2 separate regions of the Homo sapiens genome follow, and region 2 is linked to region 1. Evidence: chromatin contacts called from ENCODE Hi-C data. All regions are on one chromosome and are shown on one strand. Each heading gives the region's core, a stretch centred on a gene start or an enhancer-like site at or near the end of the contact. The rest is flanking DNA. Distances are from core to core; before and after follow the strand shown. Region 1 holds the start of SYNCRIP (synaptotagmin binding cytoplasmic RNA interacting protein). Region 2 holds the start of RRAGD (Ras related GTP binding D).

What was found. Hi-C counts contacts between places; a loop is a spot of excess contacts on that map. Pooled maps may share reads with other maps.
Region 2: a loop to region 1 is called in a pooled map, with 7 times the contacts of the local background. The contact joins the promoter of RRAGD here to the promoter of SYNCRIP in region 1. A Hi-C loop is called at or near these places in 5 of 50 pooled maps.

The regions. Positions count from the first base shown.
Region 1 is chr6:85,640,500-85,647,141 of GRCh38, forward strand. It overlaps SYNCRIP (synaptotagmin binding cytoplasmic RNA interacting protein), which reads right to left and starts at 2,387. Exons shown (of 11, transcript NM_006372.5): 1 at 2,298-2,387; 2 at 793-952; 3 at 1-65. The coding sequence starts at 940. RefSeq lists silencers at 1,437-1,486, 1,707-1,856, 2,447-3,466.
Region 2 is chr6:89,409,300-89,415,321 of GRCh38, forward strand. RRAGD (Ras related GTP binding D) reads right to left here and starts at 2,974. Exons shown (of 7, transcript NM_021244.5): 1 at 2,547-2,974. The coding sequence starts at 2,694. RefSeq lists silencers at 1,931-2,030, 2,061-2,170, 2,201-3,390.

The DNA.
Region 1 (6,642 bases), core at 1,137-3,636:
GTCTTCATTGAATTCTTTTAAAGCTTCAATAGCTCTTTCATCTAAATCACTATGTGCAACTAGCCCTGAAAAAAATAAAAGTTATCAGCTTTTAATATTTTTAGAAAAGATTTTTTAGAGAAGACTATGTTGGCAATACAGGTACATGTGTGCCTTTACAATTCTTCTACTCCCCTCATCTATACCTGAAAAAAAAAAAACACACACTTCAGCCACTCTGAACTGAATCCTGAACTAAATATGCCCTACCAACCACACTTACAATAATCAGCTAACTTCTTTTACATCTTTTATCTCCAAAGTCTGATAACTCTGAACACTACGGTATTTTTACAGTATACAGACTTACGAATCCTAGAATCAACCAACAAAGTACCAAGCATGACAACTGAACCTCTACTCAATTTCAAATACCACCAGAAAAAGTTAACAGCCGCACCAGAAAGACAAGAAAACAAGTCTACAGTTACCAAGTTATTTAAGAAGAATCCTACTATAAAAATACTCAAAAAAGTCACATGGCCTGTTCCCAACATTTAGCAGCTGTTGCTACTATCATATACTTATCCATCAGGCCAGCATGCAAGCCAGCCTTTAGCTCCTAACCTTCTCTTCTTCCCTCCCTCTATACATCTTAACCTCTACTTCAAACTTAAATTAACCAACTATCACAACAAGCAAAACTCCAGTACCCACACTTATTGGAAACCACAAAAAGTTGCTATTTTAGCTCAAAGCCAGAAATCCAATAGAAAAATTTCATAATGTAATTTTGCAAGTGTTAGTTCTTACCTGCAACGTAAATTTCATCTAGTTTTTCAGCAACTTTCTGTGGTAAACCAGCATCAAGCAATGTCTGAAAATTTTCTGAATGGATAACTGCAGAAGTAGTATCCATGGGCTCTTCAGTACCATTTCCATTAACATGTTCTGTAGCCATGTTTCCAGAGATCTGTTCAAACGCAATAAGCAAAATTAAACTAGGATCTTCAAAAAGAATACAAGACAATATGAGAGCCCCATCTTTACTTTCTCTACCATTTACTACACCAGCTAGCCTATACCTCCCTTTAAAAAAGCCTTACAGTCACTATCGCCTGACAAGCCAGATTTGGAGCACAGGGCACAGAAGGACCGATTCACCATATTCTTCCTCAGCACCACCCCTGACTCACCTGCTAACACTCCCTAGGAAAAACCATATTACAAATAGAGCCCAATCAGCACGGGTACGAGCCAGCGTGCCACATGCAGCTGTGCCCGTTCGGAAAATGAGGTGTGTGTGGAGAAAGCAAAACTGGGCTCCTCTCTCTCAAAGATAAACCCCCAAAGTGCGCGCTTTTCCCGCCTGCCGCTTATAGATCGGTAACAACAGCCAGCGAAGAACAAAGCGCTCATACAAGCCACCTTCCCACCACCCAATTTCTCCACCCTTTAACCCCGCACCCCAAAGCCCGCCCCTGACTCCGCACCCAGAGCGGCAGTCTCACCACTGCGGCCGCCAGGAGCCCATTAGAAACACGTGCTCTGCGCCTTCCAATGTCCTACAACTTCCTTCAACGGCAACCCAACGAATCCCAAACCAAGACGACCATCACTGGTTCCCAACATCAACCCGAAGCCGCGGTCGGAGCCCCCAGAAAGCTGCAGCAGCACAATCTCTCCCCTGAACACCGAGGCACCGGCGGCGCCAGGCCACAGGCTCTCCCCGCCCCCCAGCGCCGCCGTCTCCGCCGTGACACATGGCTCTCCGCCCCTGGCGCTCCCCGGGCGCCGACGACCCCCGGCCGCCCGCCCGGCCGAGACGTGACCCGTGGCGCGCTGTGCAGGTCCCCACCCCTTACCCTTCCGTGCAGTGACTGCGACGCCTGCCCGGCAACCCAGCAGCGTGAGGGCGTTCAGCGGACGGCTCAACGCCCGCGGGACCGTGAGCACCGCCCAAGCTCGCCGCACGGCTGCAGGACAAGACCCACTCCTCTCCGCCCACTCCCGCGCCGCGGCGACCGCCACGACAGCACCAACTCTGAAGCCGCTCGCGGTCCGTGCGGGCCACGGGACCGTGGAGGCGCCTCCTCCCAAAGCGCCGCAGACAAAGCCCGAACCGCAGCAGCACATGGAAAGGAGGAAGTGGCGGCGCGGGCCGCGGCCTACTCCCAGGCAGCCCCAGTCAACGTGCTCTTCTCCCCATTGGAATCCATTTTCCAGAAAAGCCGGTTTCTACCCGCGCCACCCTCCCCCAGCTCACTCCACAATGTCATGGAGCTCCCCTCCCACACCCAGGTTCTGGCAGTCGTTACCTCCCCGTTGGGCTGAGGCGGAGAAATCCTGTCCGATGGTATCGGGTTGCGGGAAACGCGTGCTCGCTGCTCCCTGTGTCCGGCGCGAGTGGAGCTGTTGTAAAATGGCGGCCGAAGCTCACGCCGCTGGCAGCAAACCCGATCCAGTTCCACTCGCCTCCGAGCGCGCTCCCGGTGCGCGCGCGCGCCCCCGCGTGACCCCCCCTTCCCTTCCCTTCCCTTCCCTCCCCTCCCTCGCGCGTCCGCTTCACTCACTCCCTCAGCCCCTGCCCTCCTCCAGCTCCTCCTTCTCCCCCTACCACCACCACCACCACTAGCCTCTGTCCGCCTTCTCTCGGCCTTTCTTATTCCCGCCCCCCGCTCCTTTACCCCACTGCTCCCACTCCCCTCTGCGGTCGCTCAGGCACGAGTGGCCGCCTTTCCCCTTCTGGCTCGCACGCTCCCTCACTCCCTCCCTCGCTCGCTCGCACTCTCGGCCCGGTCCCCCAGTCCCTGCCGAGTCGGCTCCTCTCTTTCTCTCTCCCGCGCTGACGTGACAACGTAGCCTACGCCTCGGGACGCGCGCCCGCGGGCTCCGCCCCCACGCCGCGCCGCCTTCCCCGCTCCTCACCCCTTGGGTTGGGGGTGGGGGAGGCACAAGACCCCGCCCTTCCGCTCCGACGGTGGCGGCCGAGGGGCCGAGACTGAATGAAAGGCCCGCCCCTTCCCCTCCCGACACTCCCCCTCCCTCTCCCCTCCAGGCGGGGCGGGCCGGCTCAGCGTGTCCCACTCGTTTTCCTTTGTCAGGAGACTGGCATCTCCCCACCCCGCCCCACCCCACCCCCTCCCCGCGACACCATGCGCACGCCACCCCCACCGAGCTCCCGCCCGCCCCATCCCTGCCCGGTCCGGGGCTGGCGGGGCAGAGTGCTGTGGGCGCTGAGTGCGACTGCCGCTTCCCGGAGGGCACCCACCGGTCTGTGCGCGCCCGGCCCCCGCCCCCGGCTCCGCGGCCGCGTAGCCGTTCCAGGCGGTGTCCACGCCGCTGCCACCGCCCCGCGCTCTCCTCCTCGGGAAGCTGCAGGCGCACGTGTCCCCCGGGGCGGGGCGAGGCAGACAATGGGGCCAAGGGGGAGGGGAGCGGCGCGGAGACCCGCGGACCTTTGGTCCGCCGGACTGGCGGTACTCGAGTGCGAGAGTCGCCCTTGGAGACTCGATCTCCCCAACTGGACAGTGGGCCCTCCTCGCAGCCGCGCGGCTCCGCTTTCACGGGAACCTTCGGCGAAGGGAGGGGCGCCCCAGGCTTGGACGCGGAAACCCCGGCTGCTTTTGAAGGGGGAACGGGGCTGGCTCCAGTGGAGCGAGGAGCGGCTCCTGCCTTGGGATGACACGAAGGCCAGATTTGGAAGCGAAACCGCCCGGTGGTGAAGGGTTGTGCAATACTCCGTTTCAGTCCCTGGCCTTTTAAGCAGTTAAGGGCTTCCTCCTGGCACAGTTTGAGCAACTTGAAACAGCACAAAGCTGCGTGGTTAGAACAACTTTGAGAAAAATGTCTGTGTTTCTTTTAAAAAAAACCTTGGCAACTAAATCTTCTGTGAAATGACGTTTCCTTTATAATCGTTTACTAGGTACAAGAAAGACAAGACAAAGGCATTTGAATTACAGACGCGATATGGATACTAATTTTATCCAGGGCAGCTGTAATGAAAAATAGAAACAATGTCCTTTTGATTAAAAAGCTTATTTTTAAGAGCTTACTGGTTCCCCAGATGAGCTCTGTGCTATGATAACAAATCAGTGGTTTGAGGAAAAGTTAGATAAACACTCTTCAAAGTGCACAAGCACATAAAATGCTAGATTATTTTCATAGCTACTTGGATCAGATATGAAGTATGTTTTAGCCAAAGCACCACATAGCCAACCTGTTTAGTAAGGATTTGAGATCTCCACCACCCCAGATTCCTTACTATCAAACATATGTGATATTCAGCTGCTTCAGCCATAGGGATTTTTGTTCACAATGCAGAGGTCGTGGTTAATGATATACATGAAAAACAAAATGTTTAATAGAAAACTATGAAAATAAGAGTCATACCATGGATTAAACAAGAATAAAAATTGGCCGGGCGCGGTGGCTCACGCCTGTAATCCCAGCACTTTGGAAGGCCGAGGCGGGCGGATCACAAGGTCAGGAGATCGAGACCATCCTGGCTAACACGGTGAAACCCCGTCTCTACTAAAAATACAAAAAAATTAGCCAGGCGTGGTGGCGGGCGCCTGTAGTCCCAGCTACCCTGGAGGCTGAGGCAGGAGAATGGCGTTAACCCGGGAGGCGGAGCTTGCAGTGAGCGGAGATCGCGCCACTGCACTCCAGCCAGGACGACAGAGCGAGACTCCGTCTCAAAAAAAAAAAGAATAAAAATGAGTCTGAAACATGTAACACTTTGTTTAGACCTTCCTGGGTATTAAAAAAAATTTTTTAAAGTGCCTTAACCTGGGCAAAGCTCCCAAATTAAAATCTCTAGCTGTTCTCTGACATCTAATTCCTTTCTCTAGCCACGCCCTCAATGTTTATGTGGGCTTTCTGGCACTCCAGATGGGCATTTCAAGAAACTGAGCACGTGATCTTCCCCCAGTCTTCCGTCTACAGAGTTCCCATCTCAATTAACATCCCCCACATGAATTGCTGGAGCGGATCATTCAAGGCACTTCCTTCTCTACACTGCCATATCAGTTAATCAAGTCCTATCAATTCTGTCTCCCAAATATATCTCCATTTATCTCTATGTTGCAACCACCCAGGCAAAGCCACCATCATCTACCACCTGTACTAATGGCATAGCCTCCTGATTCATCCACTCTTACAGCTGTCCTAATCTGTTCAAAGCCCAAGTCATCTGTCTTTCTGTATGACTCTCTGTCTCCTGTGTAGGCTCTCTCCCTCCCTTGACCTTCTCTATCTTAATTGCAAGTAAGATCCTATGGCGTGTCTGCTTAAAACCCTTCATTAGCTTCCAATTACACTTAGAACAACAGCCAAAATCCTTAACTAGATCAACAAAGCTCTCTAAGATCTGTCCCACCTGTCTCCCCAGCTCATCTCAGCCACTTTATGGCTTCAGCCTGGCCTTCCCTTGATTCTGGCATTTCTTTTTATTTGAGACGGAGTCTCGCACTGTCGCCCGGGCTGGAATGCAGTACGTGATCTCGGCTCACTGCAACCTCCGCCTCCCAGGTTCAAGTGATTCTCCTTGCCTCAGCCTCCCAAATACCTGGGATTACAGGCGCCCGCCACCATGGCCGGCTAATTCTTTTGTATTTTTAGTAGAGTTGGGAGTTTCACTATGTTTGCCAGGCTGGTCTCGAACTCCTGACCTCATGATCAGCCCGCCTCAGCCTCCCAAAGTGCTGGGATTACAGGCGTGAGCCACTGCGCCAGGGCTCGTTTTTTGGTTTTTTGTTTTTGAGACGGAGTCTCACACTGTTGCCCGGGCTGGAGTGCAGTGGCGGGATCTCAGCACACTGCAACCTCCACCTCCTGGATTCAAGCGAGTCTCCTGCCTCAGCCTCACGAGTAGCTGGGATTACAAGCACCCACCACCACACCAAGCTAATTTTTGTGTTTTTAGTAGAGACAGAGTTTCACCATGTTGGCCAGGCTGGTCTCGAACTCCTGACCTCAGGTAATCCACCCTCCTCGGCCTCCCAAAGTGCTGGGATTACAGGCGTGACCCACTGCTCCCGACAGAGTATTCATTAGTTTCATTGCTGTCTTTTCGTCCATGTAAGCTTTGAAACAGTGAGAAGATGCAGCCCTGTTGAGTTGGCAACTAATGAAAGAGAGGAATGTAGGCAGGCCTGTTTGGATTTTTTACTTATCCAAAATTCTTCCACCCAGTCAATGCCACACTGCCACACTGTTTTTTGTTTGTTTGTTTGTTTTGTTTTGTTTTTTGCATATTTTCTTCTCTTCTTTACTGCATTTTCTAAACTTCCTGCCATTAACATATATTAATTTTATAATGGGCCAGGGAACCCTTCAATTCACAGGGTAAAAATTCACAGCACACCATTACTTTTTCCATAGAACCATAAAAAGCTAGTGTTGAAAGAGACCATGGAAGCCATTCAACCTAATCTTTCTAGTAATCAAGAAAATTTTTGCACTATCTCTCACATCTTTTTTTTTGAGATGGAGTCTTGCTCTGTTGCCCAGGCTAGAGTACGGTGGTGCAATCTCGGCTCACTGCAAGCTCCGCCTCCCAGGTTCACGCCATTCTCCTGCCTCAGCCTCCGGAGTAGCTGGGACTACAGGTGCCCGCCACCACGCCCAGCTAATTTTTTTGTATTTTTAGTAGAGACGGGG
Region 2 (6,022 bases), core at 1,724-4,223, 3.8 Mb after region 1:
CATCCCACCCTCAGCCTCCCACCCACCAGGGTAGATTTCTGAACTTAGTGGAAAAAGTCCCACGTCTCCACTAAGTGCAGGCACTAAACCAAGCTATTAGGAAGGGGAAAGGGGAGTGGGGGTTCATTAGAGAAATGCTTTGCTAGTGGTTCAAAGTACATCTTTTCTCAGAATAACTCCTTTTTTTCCCTACATTCTATTTCTTAAGTTTGAGAGTAGGTAAATGTAAATTTTACCAAAAATAAAACAAGATTATAATGCAACACGTGAATCAGCCTTTTGAAGGGCACAGGAAGGGAAGTCACAACTCCCAACCTCCTCCTCCCAATCCCCACTCCCCAGACCATATCAGCTGGCCTGACAGCCATCAGGAGCAGTCCTCGCTGGAATTGCTGACTGAGGAGCCTATCTGACACTAGAGAGCAAATGTCCTGACAAGGGATTCTGCATCAAGGCCTAAACCCAAAAGTCAAAGCCAGGGAAATCTGGAAAGAACAGAGGCCAAAATATAACGGAGGAAGTCTGAGAAGCAGACCACCTATCCACTGCAGGCCCAGGTGGACAGAGACCAGGCTTAAGCAACGTTTGCCGAGCAAACATGTTGCTCTTCTCACAATATAAATATATTTAATCCTTTTATAGCAAGATCCCAAGCTGATCCCAAAAGCCCATTCAGAAGGATTTTATTATGCGAGTCACCAAAAATCAGTTACAGGCAAGTTTGCCTTTACGTTAACAGCTAAGGAGCCTCCAAGTCTGGGCTCTGGGGAAGCCCTTTGTTCCGGGAATCCCATCCCTCAAGCAGGGCTTTAATTTCACTTCAATTTCAAGTCCCCAAATCAAATTTTAAAAGTGCCCACTTAAAGAACTGCAGAATAAACGAGGGGTCCAGTACTTTTTCTGGACCCTCCAGGCCTCAGGACAGTATCAAATTACAGGGCTTTCCCTCCTGGATATGGCCCCTCCGCCCCCCCACTTTTTTTCTTTTTTAAAAAAGAGAATCCCACACACACCCTACTGTGTCCACCATTTCAAATACCTTGCAAATACATCCCTATTCTGCATCTCTCCGGAGTCTTCTAAGAATCTGGGAGGAGCTAACAAATGGAATTTGAATAATAATGAGGCGACTGAACAATTTAATTACGGAAGGTAGCTCTAGAGACTCCAATAAAACGGCTGAAAGCCTTTATCTACAAAAATGTGGCCTGGTGCTCAACGGTAAGACCAATTACCGGGAGTGCAGAAGACAGAAAGCACAAAGGTGCACACATCAGTTTAAGCAAATGAGGAATTAGCACAAATCATCCCAAGAGAGAAAACGCTATGAAAAAGGGTGACTTGAGAGGCTGCTTTCTCATCTACCAGGCGCAAGGCATAGTTAACTTTATTTCCTTTCTGATTCATTGAAAGTCGTGCCTGCCAGATGTAGAATAATGAAACTACCCTAGTGAGAAAAGCTTTGCATAGAGAATTTAAAATAAGTTCAGTGAATTCTCAATAAAAGTTCTTTAAAAATCAATAGTCACAAAGGTACTTGTATCTCTCACACAATTTCTTCAGTGTGAAACATTAAAGTTAGTTCCTTCTCTTGGATGCATACAGTTTCACTGAGAATAACATCATGTTTAACAGCCGCTTTCTATTGACCTTTCCAAGTGACCTTACAGTAAAGGAACTTTTGCTCGCTTCTGAGGGAAACTAAAAAAAGTTTAACCTCTCTGGAATACTAAAAGGCTCTCAACTTCCTTACACCTTAAGAAAATGCAGGAAGCCCCCACAAGCTGAACGATTGCTAAAACCCGCTTCTAGAACAGGAAAAAGAGTTTGCTTCACTATTGAAGCAAAGAATTCCCCGCCGCGCGCTCACTCCCGGGCAGGCACTGCCATGTCCAGGTGGTGATACCGAGAGCAGATAAGGTGTCCTGACAACGGTGTTTGCGTGGATCCCGGGAAATCTGCGGCCTCTCGGAGACTCCCACAACAGCTTGGCGAGCATCCCCCCGCCGCCCCGCGGGTCTCCCCAGCCACTACCTGGGTGGGCCCCTCCCGCGGCGACGCGGGGCGAGACTGACACCCGCAGCTGCCGACGACCCTGCCAGTCACGCCGCCGCCGGCTGCCTTTTTTTAGCCACGACATCTGACCCTGGCTTCAACAGCACCGTTCTGGGAGAGAGGTCCCAGGGCGCGCCCGCGGTCCCCTCCCCTCCCCAACCGCCAGACGCTGCGGAGAGCTTGGGGTGAGGGGCGCGGGAGGCACCGGCTCTGAAAGGGGCAGAAGCGCGCGCTCCTCCAGCCCAGACGCTTACTCCCTCCTTCCCCTTTTCCACCGATCCTGGTTGCCCCTCCGCCACCAGCACCGCGCTCCCTCATTTGGCAGCTCGAGGTCGGGCTTTTGGCGTCCCTCCCCACCCCAAACCCTCAACTGGACCCGCTCCCCTGGACCCCCTCCAAGTCGGTGGCTCGCGCACGGCCGGGCTGGGGGCGGGAAGGCGCCAAGGGGAGGAAAGGGGCGCGAGCCGAGGACGCGGGGGCCGGGCGCTCACCTCCCTCCTCTGTGCCGCTGTCCGGATCGGCGTCGGAGGAGTCGGGCCCGTCTCCGTAGTCCGCTAGCCCCACCAGCTCATCCTCCTCCTCCTCCTCCTCCGCGTCGTCCTCGTCCTGCGGCTGCGGCTTCCCCAGCACCTGGCTCATCGTGCCCACCGGCCGGCCGGCCCGGGGACGGCGGGGGTCCCGGGGTGGGGGCCAAGCCTCCTAGCCGGCCGCCCGCAGCCTATTTCTGAAGCGGAGGTTTGTCTAGAGCTCAGCGGGGCCCGGCGGAAGCGGGGGCCGCGCGTCCCCCGGCGGGCGGCGCCCAGGTCCGGGTCCCGCGGTTCCCAGCGCGCCCGAAGCCCCCTCCCCCGCCCCGCCCGCCGGCGGAGGAGTCAGCCGGAGCGCGGCAGTTCCTCCCGGAGGAGGGAGAGAGAGAGAGACTGCGTGACCCGAGTCACCTGACACACACTGTCACATACTCACATACACACCCCGCACGGGCGCGCGCGCGCTCGCCCGGCCGCGGGCACCACTCGGCGGGGCGCTGGGCCGAGGACACACATGCACACGCACACGCACACGCACGAGGAGACCGGGGAGGCGCGGGGCCCCTGCACCCTCCCAGACTCACACCGACACACGCCCCGTACACGGGGCCCCCGGGACGCCGGCCGTCACCCACCGCGGCTGCGCGCCAGGGGCCCCCACGCGCCTCTCCTTCACGTGGTCCCCGCACAGGCAGGGGAGGGGGCGCCGCACACCCTCAATGTCCCCCCCGCCGTCCCACTCCCACACGCCCGCAGAGCGTCTACCGTGGGCGGATGCCTCCTGCTTACAGTCCTGAGCTAGGGTCCCAAGCGGGTGGCCTCCCAACACTGTGGCGCCCAGATCCCCCACCCCAGAGCAGCGTGCCCAGGACACCCTGTGGACGCTCAAGAGCCCCAGGCGGAGAACTCAGATAAATGCACAGTGGAGGCGCAGTCTCCATAGCAATTGTCTTTTAGTGTGCCTTTATGGTTCAAAGTGCTTCCCACCAAGAATATTTAAAAAGCAGGCCTACCCAGACGTAAATGTTTCTGAAGAAATCACATGACTCGTGGCTGCTTAGACTAAATAATTCCTCTGCAGCCCTTTGGAAAAGGTCTCAGTGTATAACACACTCGGGGGCTATTCATGGCCACCTCCTCATGTCTCATTGTTGCATAGACTGTAATCCCACATGAATAAAATATTTCAAGGCTTTTGTGGGAGTAGGGGAGTGGCGGTGGTGGGGGGGCAATTCTCAAATAGGAATAGCAGCAACGTGGAGTGAGACTCTAAAACCTGCATTCCTCCTTCACAAGCTTTTCACCACGGAACACACTGTACCCACCCTTTCTGGGTACTGCAAAAAATTACGTGGATGAACTTCCTTCTGTGGAGCACAATAAGAAAAAACCGGCCGGTCAGCATGATGATCCAGCTCCTACAGGTGCCAGCAGCTCAGCCGGTGGTGCGGTGCAGAAGCGGAGGGAGGAAGCTAGGGCAGGAGACTCTCAGGGCCCAAGGGTGCTAACCTCCATAGGAAACATTTATTAACCACCTCCTATATGCCTGAGGCTGGGCTAAGTAGAGGGTCCAAGAATGCTCAGGGCAGTGTTCCTGCCCTGAAGGAGCTCACAGTCTACCAAATCATGACTCATGTCCTGGATTTTTTTTAGTATTTCTGAGTGCAGAAGGTGGATGCAGACACTTTCCAGAAGGTGGCTGCTTCTAATGGGAAAGGTCCTGAGATTTTCCAAGGGAGGCAGGCAGTATAATTTGGTATGACTGTATCAGTTAAGGTTCTTCCCAGGATGAAACAGACGGTATGTGCAAAGACTTTAACTGAAGCCTTCAAGTGAAGGAACAATTTACAGGGGTGTGGACAGAGTTTAGGGAATCAATGCAGGTATTAGCGATAGTGGGAAGATAACACCACCCCTAAATTTACAGGAGTGAGGAAGGGAGCTAGAGTCCTGGAGAGGGGCCACAAAACAGGAGCTGTAACTGATGAGGAAGCTGCTGCTGCCAGAACGGCCTCACATCAAGGAGAGAGCAAAGACCTCTCTTTCTCTCCATCCATCCTCCCTCCACTCTCCTGTGTCTCCCATTGGCCAAACCCATCTGGTAGCCAGAAGGCAAGGGAGCCTGGAACCTAGTCCAGGACAGAGATTGGATAGGGAGGGCAGGGAGTGGGTCCCTGGGTGGGGTGAGGTGCAAGGAGCATCACCAACACAAGCAGGCACTACATACTCCCATCAGAGGCAAGTTACTTATGCCCTTCTAAACCCGATTGCTTATCAATAGAACATCACTCCTTCTAAGGATTATTAGGAAGATTAAATGAGGCGGAAAAAAAATCTCAGGTACTTACAAAGCTCATTTCCTAGGAGTAATTTTCCTAGCCTATTTTCATCCCTTCCGTCAAAGGAAACCCCAGGGAGGAGGGCCTCCCAGAGTGTGGCTGAGGACTTTCAGCTATTCTATAGCTAGCCCACCATCCTCAAGTGGCCTTTGAACTGGTCTGATTCAAACTGCAAATAACAATTTAGGAGATCTAGAAGACTGTCCAAGGTCAACCCAGACTCAGACGTATAGGGCATTCCTGGGCAGGTTGCCAAGTGTGTAAGACCCATGGACTCAAGGGATCAGGAAAGGGCAGGTCATAATCCAACAGCCCCACTGTGCCTATGGACTAGAAAGGACAGAAATGTCTGATGATCCTCTAACTTCCCCAGGAAGAGAGATCTTAGAAGGAAACAATAGATTGGGGCACACTCCAAGATACTTGAGAATTGGACCATTCTTTTGTTTTTTTCTTTTAACATGGAGTCTCACTCTATCACCCAGGATGGAGTGTAGTGACATGATCTCAGCTCACTGCAACCCCTACCCCCCAGGTTCAAGCGATTCTCTTGCCTCAGCCCCTGAGTAGCTGGGACTACAGGCATGCACCACCACACCCAGCTAATTTTTGTATTTTTAGTAGAGACAGCGTTTCACCATGTTGGCCAGGCTGGTCTCGAACTCCTGACCTCAGGTGATCCACCCACTTCGGCCTCCCAAAGTGCTGGGATTACAGGCATGAGCCACCGCACCCAACCTGGACCATTCTTAAGAATAAGAATAAAATAAAATCCCACAAAAAAATCAGTAGAAGTCAAATCCTCAATTATATTCTACCCCAAGCTAAAGAGTCATATACAGATTTAAGATATTCTAATTTACTACCATTTCAGAAATGTATAGTTGAACAGAACAGGAAAAGCCTTGATTGCTTTTTTTCTTTTGCTGACATCATTTGAATACTGTCAGCTTTCAAAGAAGAGATATGTTGAAAATATCCTAGAAATAGAAGTTCTTGAATTTAAAAAATCATGTGTGTAGAATCTTTCTGAATTTAAATAAAAACTGAAAAACACTACAAGAACCCTGAAAGCCTTTAAGAAACTCAGCGTGGGATCTGCTC